Linked DNA regions of Homo sapiens: region 1 is linked to region 2. The links are chromatin loops, found by intact Hi-C in ENCODE. Cell type or tissue: MCF 10A. All regions are shown on one strand. Each heading gives the region's core, and the rest is flanking DNA. Links, peaks and the distances in the headings are about the cores only. Region 1 overlaps LOC105377374 (a long non-coding RNA gene). Region 2 holds the start of ARSJ (arylsulfatase family member J).

What was found. Peaks named below come from ENCODE experiments on the same cell type or tissue, not always from the same donor. Only the 100,000 strongest peaks of a DNase experiment are listed, where the experiment ranks them.
Region 1: it touches region 2 in a loop (6-fold over the local background); 9 of 110 quality-filtered maps call a loop at or near these places.

What each region holds. Positions count from the first base shown.
Region 1 is chr4:113,389,939-113,398,277 of GRCh38, forward strand. It overlaps LOC105377374 (a long non-coding RNA gene), which reads right to left. Exons shown (of 5, transcript NR_199847.1): 4 at 764-883. Among named protein-coding and RNA genes, the nearest start is that of MIR8082, 240 kb to the left of the region's middle. In MCF 10A, for the core only: a CTCF peak has its summit at 4,964 (motif pointing right); a DNase peak (open chromatin) is centred at 4,963.
Region 2 is chr4:113,975,130-113,983,468 of GRCh38, forward strand. It overlaps ARSJ (arylsulfatase family member J), which reads right to left and starts at 4,518. Exons shown (of 2, transcript NM_024590.4): 1 at 3,308-4,518. The coding sequence starts at 3,705. LOC107986305 (a long non-coding RNA gene) reads left to right here and starts at 4,684. Exons shown (of 2, transcript XR_001741794.2): 1 at 4,684-4,857; 2 at 5,241-6,399. It overlaps LOC124900762 (a long non-coding RNA gene), which reads right to left. Exons shown (of 3, transcript XR_007058237.1): 3 at 5,766-5,835. In MCF 10A, for the core only: a CTCF peak has its summit at 4,301; a DNase peak (open chromatin) is centred at 4,592.

The sequences.
Region 1 (8,339 bases), core at 306-8,305, 590 kb before region 2:
CCTCCCCATCTCCTGCGGCCTTGCTCTGTCATGGTGTGCTCACTGATGATGGCTTTCTCTCCCAGCCTGTGAGCACAGCTTATGAGAAAAATAGATTTATCCCTGAATCCTGTCTTTACACCTAACTAATGCTCTCTTTCTCTCTCTCTTTTCCTTTGCCTTTTTTTCTACATATGCTTTCCTAGTTTTTCATTACTCAATCTTCCTGCAGTGTGGCTTCAAAAAATGCTGAACAGTAAACATATTAGAAACTATGAGATATGGCTAAACAGAGGTCAGAAGAAAACTAAAAGCTTCAAACTAGGGTTCTAATTCCTGTGCTGAGAGTAGCCAGACAGGAAAATAATATGTGAATTGTCTGAACATAGAAAATCAGGAGAGGGGCTGGCCTATGGCAAACTTAAGAGAACATGCCACATATTATATATATTGAGATAAATAGAAACCTTCAATTTATGAAGGTTTTAATGTAGGAAATAAAAATGTGAAAATGCAAAATATATCTAAGAGTTACCTTTTGAAATAATAATATTGATAATGGCTAGTAACATCATCAAGAGGTAAAAGAGAAAGTAGAAATATGCAATGATAAAAAAGAGAATGGAGGCTGAGTGCTGTGGCTCATGCCTGTAATCCCAGCACTCTGGGAGGCCAAAGTGGGAGGACTGCTTGAGCCCAGAAGTTCTAGACCAGCCTGGGCAATGTGGTGAAATTCCGTCTCTACAAAAAAATTTAAAAATTAATGAAATATGGGGATGCGTACCTGTGTTCCCAGCTACCTGGAAGGCTGGGGCAGGAGGATTGCTTGAGCCCAGGAAATTGAGGCTGCAGTTAGCTATGATCATACCACTGCACTCCATCCAGCCTGGGTGACAGAGCAAGACTGTCTCAGAACAAACAAACAAACAAAAACAAAAAAAGGGGGGGGAGATAATTAGAGAGGAAATAATAGATAATAGTAAGAAAATGTTACCTTATTTTTTGTAAGTAAATATAAAAACTCCAATAAGAGAGATGATTTTTAAAAGATAATTAATAAAATCTACCACAGAAGAGATAATAAAGGTAAACCCCAATAACCATAAAATAATTTGAGTCAGCAAATATTTAACCCCACAAGAAAGAATGAGATCTAGGTGCTGTCACAGATGGATTCTCTTAAACTCTCAATACACAGATAATTTTAATACTGAAACCACCAGAGACTCCCAGGAGAAAAATTCCTAGTTTATCTTGTTTTAAGACAGCAAGTATATCATTGGTACCCAAACTGGGCAAATTACATCAAAAGAACCTCAAAATAACACAACAAAAATTCTTAGACCAATTTCACTAAGGAATCTCTTTACAAAAATTACAAATAAAATATAATATAATTGACAATGCATTTTAAAAACAAACTATAAACAAATGGTTTCGTTCCAAGCAAAAATAGTTCATTAGTAATAGCTGTTAATGAAATTCCTCATATTGGAAGATTAAAGGAGAAACAACCACATACCAATGTTTCCATAGTTGGCCAAGAGGCATTTGGTGAAATTTAGCATCCATTTCATGTCCTTTTAAGAAAGTAGGAAGGGATGTATTCTTCCTGAAGGCAATCAAATTATGTATGTGTATGTGTATGTATGAATTGCATTTCCTTTACAAATGATCAAATAATCCTTTGTTAAGAGCACTTAAGTTACAATCATTTTAGCGTAGCTTTTGCAATAATTTGCAACAACAGAAAAAACCTTATCTCTGATTTCTCACCCAACACAACCACATCTCTCCTCTTGCCTGCCTTGTGCTGGCCCTCAGCATCACCAATTAAACCATTCATTTTTATTGTGGTTTTTTTTTTAATAAAGATGGGGTTTTACCGTGTCACCCAGGCTGGTCTCAAACTCCTGGACTCAAGTGATCCACCTGCCTCAGCCTCCCAAAGTGCTGAGATTACAGGTGTTAGACACACACCTGGCCTATCATTCCTTTTAAAATTGGTATCTAAATTGTTAGCTCATCTGCTTACAAGGTGATATCAGTTAGGGAGTATTTATGAATTCTTTCTTGTAAAAAGGTCAAAATCCTCATACATTTATTAAGAAACACAAAGAGAAAGCAAATTGAAGATTCTATTGTCACATAATACAGTTAGAAAGAATTTACTTTTAAGATGTAGTTCACAATTGATTTTGATTTTAACTAGAATTTGTGCTTCATCAGGAATACCTTTTACTTCATGCCTTTTTATCTTGTAACTTTTTTTTTAATTTAATTACGGGAACTAAGAAGGGGACACATGCTCCTCACACCAAAATTCATCTTGTTTGAAGATGAACACTGGGAGCATTTCTGCTTTAAAACTGAGAATAAGACAATAAAGTCCCCTATGTCCTTAGTGGCATAACATTAAAGGCAAAGTATTAAAGGCATAATATTAAAAAGGAAGTATTACTCAATTCAATACAATGGACAAAAAACAAGAAATACAGTATAAAAATAAAAAAAAGAATAGGTAAACATTGTCAATATGCAAACGATGTTTGTGAATCAGGAAAGCCAAAAGGAACCAACTGAAAGAAAAATTACTGTCAACCATTTGGTCACTCTTTTCAACTCATCATAGAATATGTCTAACTTTCCTTAACACACACACACACACACACACACACACGCACACACACACACACACACAGACCCCTCCAAATTAAAAATAAAAATGAAGGGAATTTTATATATCATTTACAATAGAGAATAAATGCCTAGTTATACATTTAGAAAGAGCCTATTTTAAAATGTTTCAAGTTTTTACTTCCATAAATGGAGGGACTTGCACTAACTTATATATATATAGGCATATAACAATTTAAATACATCAATTCCTTCTTAATTTATTTCTTAATTTAATAAGATCACCATAAAATTGCTTATAGGATTTTAATTTGAGTTGATAGGAAGAAAAAACAAGAATGTGAATTAATCAAGAAGATTCTATGGGTAAGAAAAAAAGGAATGTTGTCACCTGACTCAGTAGACCTACCGGATATTAAAATATATTTTAAGCCACTGTTTGTAAAACAGTTTAGTACTAGAGTAGCAAGAGACAGCGAGAGCAATGAAATAGGATGGGGAATCAATGGAAATTTGGCACATAATAAATACAGCATTTCAAATGAAGCCTAGACACTATAGTGTTAGGTCAAATGGCTGCTAATTCGGGGCAGGAAACAAAGCTGAATGCCTATGCGTTACCTTCACCAAAATCCCTTATAGATAGCTCAATTATTTACATGTAAATTTTTTTTAAAGAACCCGTAAAAGTAATAAAAGAAAGCTTAGGCAAACGGTTTATTACCTTTGGTTAGGAAGATCTTTGTAGGCAAGAAAAAAATCATGGTGGAAAAAAATAATACATTTGACCATATAAATATTTTAACTTTCCATGCAGAAAGAATATTATAAGCTAAATTAAAAGATAAATGGAAAAGCATAAATTTACTGTCCAAAAAAGTCTCATATGCCAACAATTTAACAGAAAAAAAAGCAAAAAATATGAACAAGCTGTTCACATAGGCACACAAAAACATTCAAATGACTTGTTTACCTGGGAAAATATCCTGGTCTCATCGATAATGAAAGAAATCATAAATCAAAACATTAAGATGCAACTTTTTAACCCATCAATTTCGAAATAATTACAACTTTTATAAGACCAAGTGGTCGCCCAAGAGTGGGAAAACGGGGCACTCATAGGCCAGTGGGAATGAAAAATAATGCACGAAGACAACACCTTTCAGAATTAAACATTTAGAAACTCCTTTGATTCAACAATTCTACTATAAGGAATTTATTGATCATCTCCATGCAAAAGGAAGATATTGTACCTTTTAAAAAATCATAGTAAAAATATTCAAATTTTATATCTATAACAGGATGCATAATGGAACATGTATAGCTGTTATCTTCAAGATATGTCTTGGCCCGAGCGTGGTGACTCACGCCTGTAATTGCAGCACTTTGGGAGGCCGAGGAGGGCAGATCACTTGAGCTTAGGAGTTCAAGACCAGCCTTGCCAACATGGTGGAACCCTGTCTCTACTAAAAATATAAAAATTAGCTGGGCGTGATGGTGCATGCCTGTAATCCCAGCTACTTGGGAGGCTGAGGCTTGCAGTGAACTGAGATCGTACCACTGCACTCCAGCCTGGGCAACAGAGAGTCTAAAAAAAAAAAAAAAAAAAAAAAAAAGATATATCTTATATGAGTAAGTAAGGTCCAGAGGAGGCGGCAGAGCACGTACTCACATTTGTGTAAAATGTAATTTATGTGTAAACATGTGGATTTATTCATAGTTGTTCTCCAGGTCTCTATAAAAAGGGAGACTCATCAAGTACTATGTAGTTTCTTTCTTGCCCCTTCCTTCCTCCCTCCCTCCCTCCCTCTCCTCCTTCCTTCCTTCCTTCCTTCTTTCCTTCCTTCCTTCTTTCCTTCCTTCCTTCCTTTCTTCCCTCCTTCCTTCCTTCCCCCCTTTCCTTTCTTCCTCTTTCCCTCCTTCCTTCATTTCTTCTTTGTTTGTCTTTCTTCTTTATCTTCTCTTTAATCATATGCTATTTAAAGGAAGGGTAGATGATCTAGTTATAAATAATCAAATACAACAGAAATAGATACTGGCAGTGAAATGTTGTTAATATATAAACAACACTTTGGTTTTAAATAATTGGAGAGGTGAGTTAAACATAGGAAAGCTGTAAATACTCAAAAAGAGCAATACCTTACATGATTTGTATGAAAAAAATGCAGTTACTTGTAAATATAAATAATAAAAACATCCAGTAGTTTTGACTTACACTGCATTATAGAGACAACACATGCAGACTTTGTAACCTGCCTGGTGAGCCTTCTGCAAATAAACGGCTCTTGTGGTACTGTGTCATTTCTTACCGTATAGAAGATAATTTCCCAAACTAGCCACTAGAGGGCAGCAGACAATCAGTCATTTGCCTTAGGAGTGGCTTCCACACTAGACTGGAACTTTCCGAGCTCCTTAGCTTTGTAACTGGAAACATTGCTGAACTTTTCTAGATCACAGTTTCACCTGTAAAATGTGGAGAGACTTGTGGACTGGCTGACTCTAAAACCTTTGCCAGCTCTAACAGGCCTCGATTTTAACACATAGTTGTATTCTCATAGTGCCCATTAAGTTAAACTGTATTAAAGTTCAACCATCAAACAAACAAAAACTAAGTTCAAATGTGTTTAGATATTATTCCTTCTTTCAAACATCGCTAACGGTTCTTGAGAGCCTCTTATGAGCCAAATATTGCTCTAAGCACTTTGCTGGCATTGTCATTTACAAAACACTCCTGTTGAGGTAAGTGCGGTTCTGGTGTCCACTTTGCAGATGAGGTTGGTGATGTACACAGACGTAGAGTAACTTGTCCAAGCTCTCACGGTTAGAAAGATAGGTCCAGAATGGTAGGGTCACATTTGTAACAGCTCCATTACACTAGGAACTATTAGTGCGATGAAAGGCAATAAAATGTCTAAGAAAATGGTAATAATTGCATCTGGCTGGCGATTCACAGTTTTTCCCTTACAGAAAATGACTTTCTTGTGAGCGTTTTGGGGTACAGAATCACATAATTACATCCTATACCTTGTTACTTAAGTAATATTTACTTACCGTAAAAGCAAATAATAATTTACAACCACTGTTGATCTCTGGGCTAATCTCCATCAGCCCCCTTCCCCAACATCCACCTCTCAAACCCCACCAGCGGTGAGTGTAGCCTCAGGCAGTGTGCCCTCCGCAGCTGCCTCCTGCTCCACTGCAGTTCTCACACCTGCTCCCTGAAATGTTTCTTCCCCAACCCGTGAGAAGCTCTTCCAAGAAACACCCCAAGTATGGTCTCCCCACAGGTTTTCTTGTCTCTACAAGGTCGTCTAAGGTGCTCTTTCTTGCGTCTCTCTACTTCAGCGACAATCTCACTGTAGTATATTCACTTTGTTGTTTTCCCAACCAGAATTCAGCTCTTTTATGTCAGATCCTTTCTCTGTTTTCATCTTTGTACTCTAAGGTATAGCATAGTACTTGGAATATAGTAGATAATAATTATTTACTGAAAGGGTACATGAAGGTGTGAATGCAGACTTTCCAAACCTTTGCTATGAGGACTTTTAACAAGTCTGCGTTTTACATAGATTATTTCTTTTTCTTGCCAATGACCTTAATGGTTTTGGATAACTTCAAATAATTCTCTGACTGGGTTCATTTAACTGTTTGCAATGACAATTCTTTTGTTATCTTTTAAGTCATTTTTCCCAGGTACTGTTGGATGCTGAAAACTGTATTAACCATCTTTAGGTACAGACAGGTAATTTTGAGAGCCAGAATTAGATCTTAATTGCAGAGGCGTAGGATTGTCAAAACCAATACTGTGTGGTTGAGTCCTGATATCTACTGGAGGCATTAACAACTCGTGTGAAAGTAGAGAAGTAGCTATTTATTGATTTTTCTTTTTGAGACGGGGTCTCGCTCTGTTGCCCAGGCTGGAGTGCAGTGGCATAATCACTGCAGCCTCGACATCCTGGGCTTAAGTGATCCTTCTACCTCACTCAGCCTCCTGAGTAGCTGAAACTACAGGCATGCACCACCGTTCTTGGCTTTTTTTTTTTTTTTTTTTTTTGTAGAGATGGAGTTTCAGTTGGCCTTGAACTCCTGGGCTCAAGCAATCTGTGAACTACCATCCCCGGCCTACTTATCAATTTTTGAAGAAATAATTAAAGTTAGAGTCACATAACTTTTACGCAGAAACACCTTGTATACACCAGGGAGTCACTGGATTGAAAACATTCTTGCTGATGCTAAAACTGCTTCTTTTCGCAGGTGCTCGGGATTCAGGCTAATATTATGCCTGAGGGTTAATCATTGACCCCTCTAGAGTCAGCTCTGCTGGCTTTTGTCTGGTTGCAAACCAGTCTTTGGATCTGCCTCCAACCTTTGGTGCTTTTTTTGTAAAATGTCTTACTAAAATGGATGCCCTTCTATTCACCAGGATATATGGCATCAATGCTCAAAATACTTTAACCCTCATAATTTTCTACATTTAGAAATGTCTCCTTGACCTATGTTTTTAATAGCATCTCATCCCACCTCCTCTTAATCCTTTTATCTCTCTAAAACATAAATTTCTTCCTCTTTGCCTAAAAAATATGCTTAAACTTTTTCTAGCCTAAACTGAAATAACCTTCAGTAGAATTCGGTATTTCCCTGAAGTACATTCCATTTCTCTCTCCATTCATGCCAGGATTTTCAACTAACATTCCTGGACAGTGGGGAGAGCCTGGAGAAATGAGAAACTGCGTGAGCAAAACCAGGGAGGAGGGAGCACGTAAGGCACATTCAGGGAAGTCTTGCTGCTGGAGGAAGTTAGTTTTGGCGAATGATCTAGTTTTGGGTAAATCTGAAAGATTTTTTTTAAAACTTAAATTACGGAAATTCTTGAATGCCAAGCTGTGGAGTTTGGATGTTATGTGTTTGACCATGTACAACCACAGCAGAAATGTGCTCAGCAAAGCCCTGGGTGGAATGGATTTAAGGGGTTCAGATGGGAGGCACAGAAGCTTCAGTGTGGTCTAAGAAGAAGGCCCTGACCAACCCTGAAAAGAAAGTTAAAAGCCTGGTGCTGTTATTAAGATGAAACTTCTTGAAAATAAGATTATTGGAAAACAGAATGCTTTTTACCAAGGACAGGGTTTATTAATATAAGCTGTAACTGGTATTCAGAAATGTGTTTATACCTGGGCTTTACACACAGTTGAAATTTTTAAATGAGTGTTACTATATGTGAGGTGAATGTTATTTTGCAAAGGAGAAACGTTTTCAAAAAATGAAGTGGGCCGGGCACGGTGGTTCATGCCTGTCATCCCAGCACTTTGGGAGGCTGAGGTGGCAGGATCACGAGGTCAGGAGATCGAGACCATCCTGGGCAACATGGTGAAACCCCGTCTCTACTAAAAATACAAAAATTAGCTGGGCGTGGTGGCACGGCCTGTAGTCCCAGCTAACGGGGAGGCTGAGGTAGGAGAATCGCTTGAACCCAGGAGGCAGAAGTTGCAGTGGGCTGAGACTGTGCCACTATACTCCAGCCTGGCAACAGAGCAAGACTCCGTCTAAAAAAAAAAAAAAAAAATGAAGTGAGAGGGATTCGGAGGCATGGTGTCGCCTTCACTGCCATGTGAGTGTGTGTGTGTTTGTGTGTGTGTATAGAAGAGAGAGAGATTTGACCAGCACCCCTCACCCATCCTCTTCTCCTTCTCCCTCTGGCTCTCTGGACCCCTTGGGCTGGCTGCTGG
Region 2 (8,339 bases), core at 317-8,316:
TGGGAGAGTGATTATCCATGGTGAGGGATACCAGTTGGGTAGGGGGTTGTTTTAAGCACAGTGAATTTATCAAATATCCTATTAGAAATAAACATTATTTGAGTTTCCTTCACATTTGTTAACAGTGATCATCATGGTATTTCAAGTGGGATAAATGAGTAACAAAATAGTAAAAACACAAAATTACTATCAAAGATACAAATTCAATTCAGATTGTCAACCTTTCCTCCTCTAAAGTCTGCATAAAACATGTCTAGGTTTTGCAAAACTTATAATTCACTTTATGAAGCCTTCACTATATTCTCTTTTAAGAAAAAAATGATATTTTTAATCCATATCTTTATTTGCAAAACTGTAAAAAAAGAAGTGAGTAAATTACTTTGAAATAAATCAAACACAGGCAGTCACTTTCCCAATCAACCTTTTATCTCATCAGGACAACTGTGAACACCTAGAATGCTGTTTCTCAAAGCCCAGTGCATAGAATCCCTACATCACTACCCCTCTTAGAATCTGTTGCCACATCAATATAAAATGGGCATGACAAGAGCAACTATCTAAAGTTGTTGCAAGGATTAAATGAGACAATGCATATAAAATTCATTACCCCAGAACACAGTGACTGCTCAGCAGACGCTAACATTTAATACTAACAGTCTTAATTTATTTTTGATGATGTCATCATCACAATAACCTGACATGCTCATTAAATCACTATTGATTTCTAGACTCAACCCCGGACCTACCAAAGCTGAAGGGCCCTGAAATCTGCATTTTAACTAGCATTTGGACTGATTCTTTTTGCACACTACAACTTGAGAACTACTATCCAGAGATTAGGGCTCACTTCTTGTTTCTTCTTCATGGCTCCAATGCAGGGGTCTGTACACATGAACGCTTATTGACAGGCTGACTGATAATCAATATTGCCAGACTAGTATGATGTAAATTATTAAGGGAATCTGCAATTTGTTACAGATTCGTGTAGTAAAAGAAAATGGATTTTTAATTTTTGACTCCAGAAAAATATAAAGGGAGGGCTGTTTTGTTAATAGAATCAAAAGTAACTTCAGCTTCAATTATGTAAACTCTTTGTCATGTGAAGATATTTGAATCATGTCACACTTCACATAACCCATTTTATTTCCCTTAAAATAGTTTAGTTCATTTCAGTTTTTTTTTATGGCTTCCTTTTTTAATTTAGAAGATCCACAAGGCATAGACATGTGTTCATAGAGAGAACAAATGACCATATTCTCTGGGACCTGCATTATTAACTCATTTATGCCTAGTGTTCCATTATTGGAATTCTAAGCATGTGGGAGTAATTTATATACTACTGCCCAAGATCATTGCCAGGGGCTGATTGCAAAAATTCAAAACATTGCAACCTCAGGCATAAATGGGTTAATAATGAGTCCAGAACTGGGCTTCCATAACTGCTTTATTTCTTACATCTGTGTTCATTTAAATGAAGGTTCCAGCAATTTGTCTAAAAGGAGAAATTGCAAGTGAAAAAGTATTCAAATGTTTAATTCAAATAGAAATTTAAATCAAATCACAGTAGCTATTTGTACTTTTTGTCTATAAAAGTTATACAACCTGTTGCACTAAATAAAAATTTTTAATGAGAAAAGAAATCTCATCAGATGTTTGATTGCATTGAAATTACAGAGACGTTAATCTTTCACCAAAGAGAAAAATTAGGAAATATTTCCAGCTTAGTTTCTCTTTCATTTTATTAAGTAAACATAATGGTTAAAAGATAAAACCTACATATTGTTTCAGTGCAAGATAATGTTTAAGAACAAATTTTCTTGTTTGGTGAAAAGCCTTGAACATATGCTTTATTGTGAAAAATAAATTCATATAGTTCAGTTACTTATTTTCAACCACAGTTGGCTATCTGTGTAAATCTAAATTCTATAAGTTAGTTGAAGAGGTCCAGTGAGGCTTTGTGAGACATTTATTTCATGAGCCATATATAAGGGTGTTTGGAATCAGACATGAAGAACTTGACCTCTAGGCCACCAGATGGACTAGTTATTTTCCAGCCAATAATCTACTCCTTTATAAATATCAAATACCCTTGATTTTCTGATGCCACAGTTAACCTTTAAAATGACCCTGAAGTACAGTGAGACTTTTCTCATTCTCAGGAGAGGGAAGGACAATAATTTTTTTCTTTTCTGGCAATGATGCTAAGTTCTGACAGTTTGCTAAGCAGTGGAAATCATGCTGTAAGCAAAAGTCTCTGCGAGACAGAGATTCTTACAAAATAGTCTTTATTTTTCCAATGGATACTGGCTACTTTTATAGGATCCAATTCCAAGAACAACTTCACAGAAGCAAGGGTTCCCTGTCCTGCAACTGAAATCACAAGACATAGATTGAAATGGCTAAGGATTTTCTTCTACCTCTGTCCAGCTTAACCCCTGCCCTTCCTAGTTTATCTTCGTTCCACAGGCTGAATTTGTACATCCAAATCAATTACAGTAGCCTGTGTTCTGATAGGATAGAGTAAAAATATGAAAATGTTTGAACAATTTAAGTAGAAGATTTAGCTACTTAGCAAAGCAGCAACAATATGAAAAGCACTTTACTTAAGCATCCAAATAGTCTGATTTCTGTTGGTTAGTCAGAAAATTCCAGACCTGTGAAGAGCAACAGAAAACTGCAGATGAAGTTTGACTCCTCTTGAGCACTTACCATTGTATTTCCTTGCATTTTGAGAACTGCTTTGCTAATTAAATATGGCCTTCATTAGGGGGTCTCATAAGAGAAAATGACCCATCAAAGACCGAAGCAGAGTCATACATAAACTGGTCATATTTTACATTACTCTATATCTGTTTCGTTGGTTCATTTTCTCTGATAATTCTAGATTTAAGAATGCACCAAGAGTAAAAAAAATTTTTGATCTTTCTTATCAGTGATGGTGAGTGTGAATTCTAGTATGACATCTGAAACAAAATCTGAGCATGCTCAAAAGTAGAATAGATTTGAAACAGGAGACCATTTCTGGAAATCTCTGGTTTGTGGGTATTTATACGTTCTCATCTCATTTAGAAACTTATAATTGGCTCTGTAAAAAGGAAAACTAGACTACACTAGTGACTAGAAAATTAAGATCATTAACATTGTATCCATTTTAACACGGTACCCCAATACCATACATCATTCATTCATTCTTCATTCATTCAGTTGTTCCCCATACTTTCTGTTACTCCCTTAAATTTGGAGCTGGATCTTCATTAAATGCTTAAGATTTCTCCAAGGAATAAATATAAGAAGTAGGAACACTTACTTTCCAGTAATAAACTGACTCCTGGATGGTGTGCAAATAGGCTGGACATAGTAGTTCTCCAGTTTAACTCCTTCGGCAGCGAGCTTGTCAAGAGTAGGTGTTTTAATCTCAGATCCGTGGTAACCCACATCTCTAAATCCCTGATCATCCGCTAGGATGAAAATGAGATGGGGCTGGGAGGTGGAAGTTGTGCTGGGCTCTAGTTTCTCTCCAGCTTGAGCTAGTAAGGCCCCTTCTTCCTCCTCTTCTAAGGCCTGGCCCCAGGACAGGTAACCATAAGTGAGGAGGCAGAGGATCCAGAATCCTGCCAGCGCCCCCATTGCTAGCATCTTTCCAGGACAGACACAGGCCTGTGGAGAAGGCGGAGGCGGATGCCCCGCACAGCCCCTGGGAGCCATTCACTCAGGTCCCAGGTGAGACTCCACGCGGAGAACCACGCGCCCCGCGCCGCTGCGGGCGCACACATGCACCCAACAGACGGTGAAGACTCTCCACCTGGCAAGAAATCCTCCTCTCCTCTCAGCTGTCACCATGTCCGACAACTTTAATCTTCCAGAAGTGATGGCTTAATGGATGGGACTCCGGAAGAACAAGGAGGGCTCGCTCTTCTCCAGCACATTTCACTTTCTCCTCCTCCTCCCCCCTCCCTAGAGCAGCTTCCACCAAGGAAAAAAAAAAGAAAAAAGTTAATATCTCCACCCAAAAGTTCTCTGGAGAAAAAAACCAAGCAAGGAATTGAGAATCACAGTGGACAGGAACTTTTCGTGGCCAGAGCGCCCTCGACGTTGGGGAGCGAGGCTGACTCTCCTGGGAGTGCTGGTACGGAGGGCGGCGGGATCGGCCGTCTGTCCTGCGGTCCCCACACCTGGAAAGAACTGCGAAGTGGACGCGTCGCGTCTGGCTCTGATCAGACAGATAAACTGCCGTAGTGGACCGGCCTCCTGATCACCTTCTCCACTTTCCCAGGGCTATTTTCCCCAGTCCTTTCCTAGGCGTTTGCCAATCTCCCCGACACTCACCAGGCGGCGAAGTGAGGAAGAAGCCGTTTCCTGATCTCCCTCCACCTCCGCAGAAACTCCGGGCAGCAATTCCTTTTCCCCGCTGCTAGGGAGCCTGAAGGCCAAAGCCGGGTCCCTAGCCCCGCGGCCGGTCCGCGCGGAGCCCGCTTGGTCTTTGCGTAGTTGGCGCACCCGGCGCAGGCGCTGCAAACTGCGTGCGTTTTCTCAGCTAACTTATTTAGCTTTGGCACTCCGAGTTCTTTTGCCTCCTCCCTCTTTTCTCTCCAGTGAATCACAGAACGGTACTTTCTTCCTGAGCTCCCCCGGGAAGAGGGGGTGGGGGAAAAGGACTGTTTAGAGGCTCGATCTTTCCTTTTTCTTTTCCGGGAGGTGGATGGCCAAGGCAGAGGAGGCTTTGCCAGAGAGAGAGCTGCGTGCTGCTCCAGCCCAGCGGGATTCCGGGGGATCCGCCTGGGCTACCGCGTCCCAAGAGTGTCGCCTCCTGCCCATCACCCCGCTAGAGGGAAAGGACGGCGGCGCGAATGGGGAAGGGTAAAGCGGGCACTTCTTTTCGTGGGGCTGTTGGTGAAGAGCCCCGTCTCCCATCCCTAAAGTTGCGCTTGCAAACTTTTTCTAGCTTCTGGAGGGAGTGAGAGAGAAGGAGCAGGAATAAAAACAAAATGCGTATGACACTCTTTCCTCTTTCCAACTTCCTTTGCAGGTTTTCCTTTACTAGTCCCCCCACCCCCATCATTTTCCTATTCCTTTTGTCCCTACCTTTTTTTTTTTTTTTTTCAGTAACGATGACAAATTTTTAAGTTTTATTTCCTCTCCCAATAGCTGGCTTTTACAGCCTGATTCTTCGTTACCCTTTCCCTATGTGAAAATACTGGAATTGCCCGCTCCCTCTTACCTCTCCCCTAACTTACCCACAGGGTGTCTCCAGCCAAAAGCCTGGAGAGGAAGAGTTATGCATTTCTCCTTCAAGAACCCCGAAGCCAGTCTGCATTCCTGCATTAAAGAAGCCAGTGTTTCCCATCCAGTAATTCAGGGAGCTTCATCATTTTTTTTCCTTCTTTCTTTTTTACCATGTGGAGGAAAACCATTGTAAAAACTTATCTTGGTTGTGAAAATACTCTTGATTTTACTAGAGTCATAGAGTTTTAAAGTCCTGCTCAAAGGCAGCAGAGGGATGTATAGTATAGTCTCTATAGAAGAGGCAATGAATGCCAAGAGCCACTGAGATATTTTTTTCTACCACCAAATTTATTCAACAGTTACTTACTGAATACCTACTGTGGGCTGGCACATAACATGTCAGATTCTCTCAATTGACTGAAACATAAATCTAGGTTTCATTTAGCCATTTATTTCTAATTCTCTCCTGTTGCTAAAGTTCCTGCTGAGTTCCCAGGCAAAACTTTGTGAAATGGGAACTTTGAAAGGCACGATGGTGCTCCATGAAGTTAACCTTGCTAGCTGCTGTAGGCCTTCTGGTCTCTGTTCTTCCTTGCAGCCCTTCTGGCTAAGCTGGGGAGAGATAGTCAGTTTTAGAAGCCATGTTCAGAAATGTGAGTTTAGCAATTCTGTAAATTAAGTCACCAAATATGTAATGAGAGTACTGAGTGTCAGGGGATTGAAAAGCATTGAGAGGTAGGGCCCTAGGCTTAATGGGCCTAGCCAGGTGCTTGAATGGGAAAGATGCAAACATTCTGGTCAATCTAGCCTTTTATTTGGGGAGATAGTGACTTCTTGTGACATAGCACAAGAAGTATCCATGTTCTGTGCAAGAAGGAGACACATTTTCAGTTGAGGTTCCAAGCAATAATAATAAAAAACAATCAAAATGTATGGAATACTTACCATGTGCTAACCATAGTATTCTATATACTGATACATACACACATATACAGTCGCATCTATCAGGGATTAGTTTCAGAACCCTGAGGGATACCAAAATTCATGGATGTTCAAGTCCCTTATGTAAAATGGTGCACTATGTGTATAAAACCTACATATTAATGTATCTTCTATGCTTTAAAACATCTCTATATTACTTATGATACCTAATACAATGTAAATGCTATGAAAATAGTTGTTGGACTGTATTATTTTTATTGTTGTATTGTTATTTTTTTTTCTTCTTTCCTTGAATGTTTCCAGTGTATAGTTGGTTGAGTCCCATAATGTAGACCCTGCGAATACAGAGGACTGACTGGGTATGTTTGTTTATATAGTGCTATATACAGTTTATTTCTTTTCCATCTATATCAACCTTATGAGGTATTCTTCCACTCAACAAGTATTTGGGGAGCTGGGCCAATGCTAGAGGACAGGAAGGTAATGATGCAATAAATCAGTCTCTGCTCTGTTGGAATATACACCAGAGTGAAGAAGAAATACATTCATCAATGAATCACCCTACAACTCCAATAGTTACTTACTGTATTACTTACTATACAAATGTTCTGAAAAAAGGAACATTTTCAAAGAAATTTTAAAACAAAAAACGATTTAGACTGGGTACAATTACTGGGTGAGGTGGTTCAGGGGAGTGATATTTAAACTGAGGGCATGTTATTTTGTTTGCCGTTGGCTTTCTATAGAAAATTTAGACTTAGAAATCTGACTTCAAAGCTGATGGTTTACAAAAGATATTCTTCCTACAAATGGGCTTTAAAGTCTTTGCCAGCCACATAGCACAGAGACAACACAGCTGCCAGAGTTAGAATTCTAATCCCCACATGAGGCATGCAGACACTCTACGCTCAGGATAGAAGGACTGAATTCAGGCCCTAAAAGGTCATTTCTGGATTAAACAGCACTAACCCTAAGAAAGACTAAGAACTACTAACAATTAGTAATAAGAGCCGAGAAACAAGAATGGCCATGCCACAGTAGACCAAATGAGATGTGACTCAAAGAGGAAAATCAAAGTCAGCTGAGTGCCCTACCCACAGTAGGTAGGACTTATTTCACATCCCTGAGGAAGACACGGGGAATGACATCAGAGTCTATTGAACACCCTAAGCTTTATAGTTTATATACTGGTATTATAAGTACATATGCTTTGCATTTCTCATTATAGGTTTGGGTTTCATGCGCTGTAAGCAACAGTTTTAGTGTTCTCATGAAGTGTCCAGTTAAAGACCCTCTGTAACTTACTAGATCTTTCCTGATTTTAGAATCAGCATTTTAGTATTCAGGCATCAGCTGCCCTTAGGCTTATTTCAGCTTGAATATGCTTATATTACACATAAACTGTAGTTGTGGAATGGTTATATAAAAATTTAAGCTGTTATTTGATTCAGAAAAAAAAGGAAAGAAAAATAGAATTGCCTAGAAATGAAATCTGTATGGACTGAGTATTCAAGTAAGGGTTAATCAGGAGGTGAGGTGAAGCTATGCCTTAAAGTATGATAAAAATTTAGGAAGGAGGAGAGAAAGTTAAAGGAAGGATATTTCAAATTAAAGAAAAGAGAAAGCCAGTTTGCTGAACACATGTTTGGATTGGAAGATTATGGGAAACAATGTTAGGAAATTCAGGTGACACCAGATATGAGGGACTTTGAAAAAGTATGAAGAGCTGGAACTTGATTCTGAGGTCATTAGGAGGAATGAAATCCTTTGAGTAGAACATAACATGACAAACTATTTTAGTGAGGTGATTTCTGGGATGGATTTATAGGGATAGAAGTTACAAATGAGCTGCTTCAGTCCATCAAAATTTGAAGAGTTGTAACTTTACTCTGAGAGTACTGAACCTGTTGACTTCTTATTGGGTTTTTTTTTTTCTTGATTAGAGTAAGACATGATGAAAAATATAGGAAAAGAATTCCCAGGACATTTTCAGGGAGAGACTTGAGGGAGTAAAGACTAGAATCACACAATTGCCACGGTGTGTAAAAACTGTACAGCAAAATATTCCTTAGGTTAAAAAACTATGCTTTGGTTTTGTTACCTGATGGGAGAAGAGCATTTATTAAAAACTTAGATTTAATCAACTAAGAGGGGGGCAAAAGGGACAAAAGAAT